Regions from separate parts of the Homo sapiens genome. Here region 1 is linked to region 2. The links are chromatin contacts, found by Hi-C in ENCODE. All regions are on one chromosome and are shown on one strand. Each heading gives the region's core, a stretch centred on a gene start or an enhancer-like site at or near the end of the contact. The rest is flanking DNA. Distances are from core to core; before and after follow the strand shown. Region 1 holds the start of IL18R1 (interleukin 18 receptor 1). Region 2 holds the start of SLC9A2 (solute carrier family 9 member A2).

Evidence for each region. Hi-C counts contacts between places; a loop is a spot of excess contacts on that map. Pooled maps may share reads with other maps.
Region 1: a map of PC-9 shows a loop between it and region 2 (5-fold over the local background). The contact joins the promoter of IL18R1 here to the promoter of SLC9A2 in region 2. A Hi-C loop is called at or near these places in 1 of 168 maps with a recorded cell type or tissue (PC-9), 2 of 37 single-sample maps with no recorded cell type and 7 of 50 pooled maps.

Annotation. Positions count from the first base shown.
Region 1 is chr2:102,353,773-102,358,052 of GRCh38, reverse strand. It overlaps IL18R1 (interleukin 18 receptor 1), which reads right to left and starts at 2,257. Exons shown (of 11, transcript NM_003855.5): 1 at 1,653-2,257. RefSeq lists silencers at 2,203-2,262, 2,283-2,392 and an enhancer at 1,987-2,488.
Region 2 is chr2:102,617,824-102,622,345 of GRCh38, reverse strand. It overlaps SLC9A2 (solute carrier family 9 member A2), which reads right to left and starts at 2,793. Exons shown (of 12, transcript NM_003048.6): 1 at 2,209-2,793. The coding sequence starts at 2,497. RefSeq lists a silencer at 3,076-3,185.

The DNA of each region.
Region 1 (4,280 bases), core at 1,008-3,507, 260 kb after region 2:
CCTGAGACAAAATGCCTGGATGAAAATCATAACACCAGTTTTTTTTTAATATAATTTTTCTTCTACAGTGTTCCATGCATAGTCGTTTTACTCAGCCTGTGAGATGATAAAACAACCAAATGCAAAGAGGAGAAAATGATCTTGGGGCATAACATACACACACACACACACGCTTAAACTCTAACAAACAAAATAATTTGTGTGGAATCTGGCTTCTCATCTGTAAGGCCAAGAAAATCAATGCCACCTCATAGTCCTTGTCACACAAGTGTCTGTTGTTAGCCTTATGCTTCCCCCCAAATCTGCCTATGCCTGTGCTACCTGGGCCACCCTCCCCACTTATCCCAGATGCCAGGTCCCTAGAGTCCTTTCAACTTGGCTCAGTATTTGCCTTCTCAAGGAAGCTCTCCAACTGCAACAGCCCCAAATGGCACATGCCTATGTCCAAGCCCGTCTCCATCACTCTGCAGGTGTTTCCATCACTCCTGGACTAGCTCCCACTCTCTGGTGAGGTCCCTGAAGGCAGGGACCCTGCCTTTTCTTTTTTTTCTTTTTTTTTTTTGAGATAGAGTCTCACTCTGTCGCCCAGGCTGGAGTGCAGTGGCACAATCTCTGCTCACTGCAACCTCTGCCTCCCAGGTTCAAGGGATTCTCCTGCCTCAGCCTCCCGAGTAGCTGGGATTACAGATGCATGCCACCATGCCTGGCTAATTTTCTGTATTTTTAGTAGAGACGGGGTTTCACCATGTTAGCCAGGATGGTCTCGATCTCCTGACCTCATGATCCGCCCACCTCAGCCTCCCAAGTGCTGGGATTTAGACCCTGCCTTTTCAATCCACATTCCTAGGCCTTAGCCTTAGTTCTCAGCCTTTGGATGTATATTTGTGCAGGGAGAGGGAAAACACTGTCCCCAGAACCTGCACAAACCCAATTCCCCAAATTTACCCCTCCTAGCCCATCCAAGGCCCTGAGGTTGAGAGGTGTGCTCCCAATAGCAGCACTGTGTATGACACAAAATCAGTATTTGCAAAGGGTCTTGAGAATGAAGCAAGGGAAGTCAGTGAAATGAATACAATAATCTTGGATCTCTGTATCTGGCTGCAATTGACACCTCATTAATTTGTCTGATAACTGCGATGCAAGGTGCTGGGCATTTTAACTTCCCAAGGCTGGGCAGAAAAAAGACAAAGGCTCTGGAATCAGAAAAACTGTAGGTGTGGATCTGGGATCTACTACTTAGTAGCTGGATACTCTTGGGTAAATGACGGAATTCCTCCTCCCTTTTATTAAAGCATAATAATAGTTCCTATTTCATGTGGCCCTTAGGAGGATTAAGTGAAAATAAGATATCTAAAAATTTTCTACAGTGTCAGGCACACAGTAAGCACTTAAAAAATGACAACTATTGTTATCATTTATTTCAGTCGTTCTCACCTCTCCAGAAAATAATTGGGGATGTCTTAATTTCTAAAACTATACTTTCAGAGAAAGACAGGATGCTGTCTCATCAATTATTCACACGTATTCACACACACACTATCTCTCTCTCTCTCTTAATTGATCTTGTTTTGAGAATCCCTCCCCGGATGGTGGTCTTCCCTTCCTCTGGGGGGTGGGGAGGGGATGCGGGTGGCAGCGGAGCCCACCCTTACCTTCAGAGAGGCGTCCCCGAGGCTGGGGCGGGGGCGGCAGCTCCTCCTTCACGCCAGGTCGCGACTGCGGAGGCCAAGTTCAGAAAGTAGGTGAGAAGCAGCGATCTCCGCCTCCTGACTACCGTGGAAAGTGAAAGAGAGGTGTGATTAAAGAGATAAGGCACCCAGAGAGGGCTACAAAAAAAAAAAAAAAGAAGAAGAAGGAAAAAAAGTAGGAACAGAAAGAAGAATGTCAGGCGTCTGGCAGCTCCTGGCTGCTAACCCCGGCCGGTGGAGGCTGCAGGTGGGCACTGCCCGCGGTCGGGCGAAGCTCCGGGTCCGGGAGTGTAGCGGTCTGGGGCGCTCTCAGTCTGGGGCGCTCCCTGGCGTAGAATCCTCCCTGACTCGGAGGTCCCGGTCTGGGGACCCTCCGGTCCGGGTGCTCCTCGCAGCCGTGCTCCAGGACCGGCTCCTCCACCCAGACGCCCCGCGTGGAGTTACCGGAGCTACTGGATCGCGGGGTCCAAAGGTTGCTGCTGGAAAACCCAGCGCCTTGCCCTTTTCCCGCGGACGGCGTGGGCCCCAGGCGTCTGGCGCTTCCTGCCCAGCCGCGCGGCGCGGGTCCCGGGAAAACCCGGGCTGTAGCCGGGTGACCTGCGGGGCCGGAAGGGGGCGCGCCCGGGCCGCTCGCAAGCACCCTGCAGGCCGCGGTTCACAGCAGAGGATGCCAGGAGGGAGGACCGCTGGCCGCAGCGGCCGCCCGGCTCTTCAGAGGAAGAGGAGGGGAGGGCTGAGGGTGGAAGAGGGGTCCCCGGGGGATGCCGAAGGTGAGAGGGGCTCCGCGTCTCAAGTACACAAATGCGCCCCAGGCTTTTTGCTTTCCCAGAAGGATGGGAGTTCACTATAGGGAAGTAATAGAGAGGGGTGCAATTGTTGAAGTTTTAATTTTTTTTAAGGAGGCCAAAGGGGAATGTGTGTTTCTAGATTTTTATTTTGTGGCAGAACTGTTATTTAACCAAAGGAAAAGGGAAACCCATAGCCGACAGGCAAAATGTTCAATTGGACAATGATTTTAATTCTTTTTACCCAATTTAGATAATTCACCACATAATAAATAAAAATATGTAATTATCTCAATAAATGCAAATAAAAGCATCTGGCAAAATTCAACACCCTTTCTGAATTAATAACGATCAGAAAACCGAGAGTAGAAATGATCTTTCTTAATCTGATAAAGAACATCTATAAGAAACCTACAGGTGACCTCATAATAGTGAAACATTTTACTTTTTCCTAAGATTAGTAATGAGATAAGGATTTTGGCTCCCACCTGGGACAACTGCTTTGCAACAAGTGAAGAAATAAAAATAAAATTAGAAAGCATAAAGATTGAGAAGAAAGAATTAAAACTACTGGTTTTAACAGAGAGCATAATTATATGTAGACCAACTTTTGAAATCTACAAAAAAAAAAACTACTGGAAATATTAAGTTTATCAAGATCATGGAATATAAAAATCAATAGCAATTCTATATATTAGAGATGGAAACTTGAAAAGTGAAGTTTGTTAAAAATGCCATTTACCATAGCATTTAAAAATCAAAATACCAAAGTATAAATTCATTGGATAATATATGAGATATCTCCTGTGAAAACTACAAAATATTGCTAACAGAGATGAAACATCTAAGTAATAAAGGGATATACCACGTTTACGGATTGGAAGACTTAAGACATCTATTCTCCACACTGTATATTTTTAGACTCTATATATTACAGAATCTATATATTTAATACAATTCAATCCAAATCCCAGGAAAATTTTTCAAAGAAATTAAGAAGCTGTTTCTAAAATTCATATGAAAATGCAAATAATCTAGGATTGTCCGGACAGAGACGGAGTTTTGCTCTTCTTGCCCAGGCTGGAGTGAGTGCAATGACGCGATCTCGGCTCACTGCAACCTCCGCCTCCCGGGTTCAAGCGATTCTCCTGCCTCAGCCGCCCGAGTAGCTGGGATTACAGGCATGCACTATCACGCCTGGCTACTTTTGTATTTTTAGTAGAGACAGGGTTTCTCCGTGTTGGTCAGGCTGGTTTTGAACTCTCGACCTCAGGTGATCCACCCATTTCAGCCTCCCAAAGTGTTGAAATTACAGGGGTGAGCCACCTGCCCGGCCTGTCTGGGCAATCTTGACAAAGATGAACAAAGTTGAGAGACTTATACTGACTTGAGGATTTATAATAAGGCAATAGTAATTATGGCAATGTGATATTCACAGAAACATACAAACATACAAAATAGAAAGTAGACTAATAGATCCACACATATCTAGTCAATTGATTTTTTTAACAAAGCACCATGTCAATTCAGTGGGGAAAAAACAGTCTTTCACAAACATTGCTGGAACAGCTGGGTACCTCTACAGAAGAAGCAGCAGCAGAAAAAAGAACTTTGTCCTTGCCTTGTTCTATATACAAGTATCAATTCACAATAGACCATGGACCTAAACATAAAAGCTAGAACCGTAAATATTTCATAAAAATACAGAGAAGACCCTTGAACAGGCAAAAAATAAATAAATAAATCATGCTCTTGGACAGGCAAAAAAAAAAAATTCTTAGCTAGGACACAAAAAAAAATAGCCATT
Region 2 (4,522 bases), core at 1,544-4,043:
TGAGGCTCAGAGAGAGTGACAGGGAACAGGTCATTCATTTTGGCTCGCCACTTTGTGTGCTTCTGGGTGCAAATTCACTCAGAGTTTCCACCTCAACTAGTGGGAGTATTAATACCGCCACTCCCTACAGGGCAGGCTTGTGGCATCTGAGTTTATTATTAGAGGCAATTTACAAACATGTGTGTATCTGGTTTATAGGTGGGGAAGCCCATCTCCCTTATACCATCTCTCAGTGGAATTAAGACACTCAACTAGTAGCACCACGTCAAAGCCAGTCAATTACAGACTTCAGAGTTGTTAAATAATATGTGTCTCTCTTAGTCACCACTAATAGACTCTAATTAATCTTATCTGGCATGAAGATTTGCTTCCGGTTTACCTACCACAACTTCCACCCTCCTGTAAACCATCCCTTCTACCTGCTTTGCACTCCTCTCCCAATTTATGTCTTTGTTCAGTCCTCTCTGGAATGTTGCTCCCTTTTCTCTCTAACTGACCAGATCCTGGTCATCCTGGAAAATCCAGTTTAAATGTTTGCTCTGCATGAGGAAGTGTTCTCTGCTTCCCTGCAATGGCATACTATCTTTTCTGAGTTTGTCACCCTACTCAGCACTGTCCTGGGCAATAATCACACAGCGTGTACACGTCTCTCCACTCATCAGTAAGCTCCCTGAGGATGGCAGACAATGCGTCTTTTCATTCTTTATGGAAATCTGCCTCATCTCACAGGGTAAAGACGTAAAACACATGTAATGCATACATTCTTTGGACCTAACAACTTAATCGAATCATTATAACAATAGTTAATATTTCAGGATTTTTCTAAAGTCTTTAAAATATAAAGTAAAAATAATATAAAGCACCATGCTCATAACATGAAAGTTTCTGGGGCGTGGGTAATGAAGATGAGAAAATATATTCTGAGGTTTCTGCTTTCAAAATGAGAGTTAAAGGTAGTATGAAAGTGGGTAATTTTTTTTTTTTTTTTTTTTTCCCTGAGACAAGGTATCTCTCTGTGGCCCAGGCTGGAGTGCAGTGGTGCCATTCATGGCTCACTGCAACCGCAACCTCCTGAGTTTAAGCGATCCTCCTCCCTCAGGCTCCCGCCTCAGCCTCCAAGTAACTGGGAATACATATGTGCACCACAACACCAGGCTACCTAATTAATTAATTAATTGATTGATTAATTTTTGAGACAGAGTCTTGCTTTGTTGCCCAGGCTGGAGTGCAGTGGCAATCTCGGTTCAATGCAACCTCCGCCTCCTGGGTTCAAGCAATTCCCTCCCTCAGCCTCCCGAGTAGCTGGGATTACAGGCGCCCACCACCACGCCCGGCTAATTTTTTTGTATTTTTAGTAGAGACGAGGTTTCACCATGTTGATCAGTGATCCTCGTGATCCACCTTGCCTCAGCCTCCCAAAGTGCTGGGATTACAGGCGTGAATCACCTCGCCCGGCCAATTTTTTATTTTTGTACTGTTTGGTCTTGCTATGTTGCCCATGATGATCTTGAACTCCTGGCCTCAAGGGATCCTCACGTCTGGGCCTCCCAGTGTGCTGGGATTACAGGCTGGGCCATTGTCCTGGGCCCAGAGTTAATTATTTTTAAATATGCATCTCACCTCACTGGCCTCAGCCACCCCGAAGCAAAAGCTTCCTGGAGAGTGACAGCCTCAACCCAATAGAGGGAGGAGAAAGGGCGTTCCTATTGCAGCTGCAAGCACTCAGGTGTCCCTGGTCCCCTTCCATGCACCTCATTAGTCAGGCGCACAGCAGGGTCTGTGTCACTGCCAAGGCGCCTCTCTCCTGTAGCATCCAGGGTTTTAACCACATTATGCATAGCTCCGGGGTTCGTCGGCACCTCTCTCCCTGCAGGTGAGACTGGTACACTTCAATAAACAGATCTCACTCAACTTAAGCAGAGAGCTGACAAACTTGGCGTTCCGTGCGGCAGAAGTAAGCAGCAATCGCTGAGTTTGTAGAACTTACACTTGGGGCCATTTCAAGGCCAATGTTCCCTTAAGAACCAAAACGCGAAACTGCTCTTCCAAGGGTCCTTTTCAACCAGAAGAAGCTGCTCCATCTGTCGTCCCTGCCCTGATTCAAGATGAGGCGGTCACTATCTAGAGGTCAGCTGGCTGACCCGGTCACCCTCCAGGTGTCCCCCCGAGATCGCCCCCTCCCATTCCCCACAAGTCCAGTTCGCTCACCAATCTTGGCCAGGGAGGCCAGCAGGATCCAAAGGGTGATCTCGAAGGGGATCTGCACGTGGGGGTAATCCAGCGTAAACACAGGCAGCCGGCTCTCCTCGAACAGCGTCGTTCCGGGAGCCACCACGCTCGCAGGGCTAGGCGGGCTGGAACTGGTGCCCATGGCCCTCGGCGCGTTCAGCAAGGTCTCCGCCAGGGCGCCCACGGGCCCCGCCACCTGCAGGAGCAGCAGCAACAGCATCGGAGGCAGTGGCGCCCGCAGGCTCCTCCAGTTGCCCAGTGGTTCCATGGGTGCCGCCGGTTGCCGCCAAGGGGACCGGCGGTTGGCCCTCCGAGCGCTCAACGCATCGCGCCCGGGCTGCTCAGCCCGCTCCGCCCTGCCCCGTGCAGGGCAGGGCAGCGACAGCCACCCGCCGCTGCTGCGGCACCGGGTCTCTGCAACCAGAGGGCTAGGTCCTCGCTGCGAGCAGGCGCACTGCCTGGCGAGGCACGTGCAGGGCGACGAGAGGCCGCTGCGCGTACCCTCAGCAGCCCTCAGCCGCCCTCCGCCGCCGGCCGCCTGCCCATGCCGGTGCGCTGCTCTCCAGCCGCAGCGGCAGGCCCTGCCCAGGGCGGCCCGCGGGCGGGGGCGGGGCGGGCGCGGCGCCCAAGCCGCAGGGCAGGAGGACAAGGGGACCTGGCCGGCACACCGCGCACCTGCCCGAGCCCGCGGGGAACGCGGGGCCCCAGTGACCGCGGGGGCGATGGCTGCCCTCCCTTCGCGCAGGCACCGCGCGCCAAGACCCGCCACCCCCAGAGCCAGCGAACTGTGGGTGGAATCGCCGCAACGGGCGCATGGTGGCCGGAGCTGTCTCCGCCCCGGAGGCAGCGTCGGACGTCCATCCAGTGAAGGAACCAGCGCGACCCACGAGTCGCGCCCTTCCCTCCTCCCCCGCCCCCGCAGGCTCCTCCAAGGGGACACCCCGGTGCGCTGGGCGCGCGGGGAGGCGCCACAGGCTCGCGGTCCGGAGGAGAAGCCCGGGCCGGTGGAGGAGGAGTGCTGTCACCCCAGCCTGGCGCTGCGGAGGCCAAGACAAGGCATGGGATTCTCTGGACGTACAGAAAGTTTAGGAAAGCCAAATTTTGTTTCCTTTCCGAGAGTTATCAACTCGCGCACAAGGTGCTCTGAACAGGGAAACTCCCTGCGCGGAACTCAGTGTTCCCACGCCCCCACGGAATCGGAATCCTGTTCTCTCCTCTTGCCACATTGTGCTGCTTTCACCCATTTGCTACACTGTCGCTGCCACTTTTCTTCTCCCTCCCCCAGCTCACGTAAAAAAAACCAAAACATCTTTCTCCGCTTTTAGGCTTAGAGGTGTACATGTCCAAGAGCATAAGAAATATAATTATTTCATGGAAAACCAGTGATTTGCCTCGCTCAGATTGACTTGCTCCGCTAATTACAGGACAGGCTGTGGTCAGGAAAAGAAAGGAAGCGTGATTCTTCTTCTGGATCTAAAAGGGCTTTCTCATGCAGAGCCAACCTTTCCTGTCCTTCAGAGCGCCTCCTTCACTGGTTGCGATCTCACTGTTTGAGCATCTTTATCGCCAGAAACCGAAATGAGCACAAAGGGGACTAGTTGCCATTCAATTAACTGAAAGTTTTCCCTTTGATATTTATGAAATAAAATCCTTCTCTTTTCTTAATCTTTGATGTGTCAAAACACGTGGCTTCTACTATTAAACAAACACCAGGCAGTTCGACCTTCAAAGCCGTTTTTTTTTTTTTTTTCTTTCAAAGTTCTAACATAGAAAATCAGTGAGATGTCAGCAGAGGGTACAAGAAAAAAAAATCCTCCACCTGCATAGAAGAAAATAAGGAACAGTCCTCTTTGGGTCTTCAAAGTAATGGAGGGACAAGTCCAGGCTAAAAAGAGAGAAGAATTCTGGGAGATGTTACAGAGCACTACTTCATTTGATATTTCACAAAGCATCAGTTTTTCAAAAGCGCTACAGAATTGAAACTAAAGATATTATCTTGAGAAGAATCATTGGGCATCCAAAACTCAGCCTCCCCTTCTCCTTTCACTGGAAACGTTTATTAAAGGTATGTGCCTAACATACCCCTGTGAAAAGGCAGCAAATAAGAGATTTTTAAATTTTTTGAGTATCTGTCTCTACATGGGAAGCTCAATACAAGGCACTTTACTTGCATTTTTTTGTCAATCGTAAAAATCCAAAGAGGCAGATATTTTTTACCCATTTTATAAGTGAAGAAATATAGTGTAGAAATGTGTAAAAATAAACAAATAGACTTAATCAAGTTTACATATTA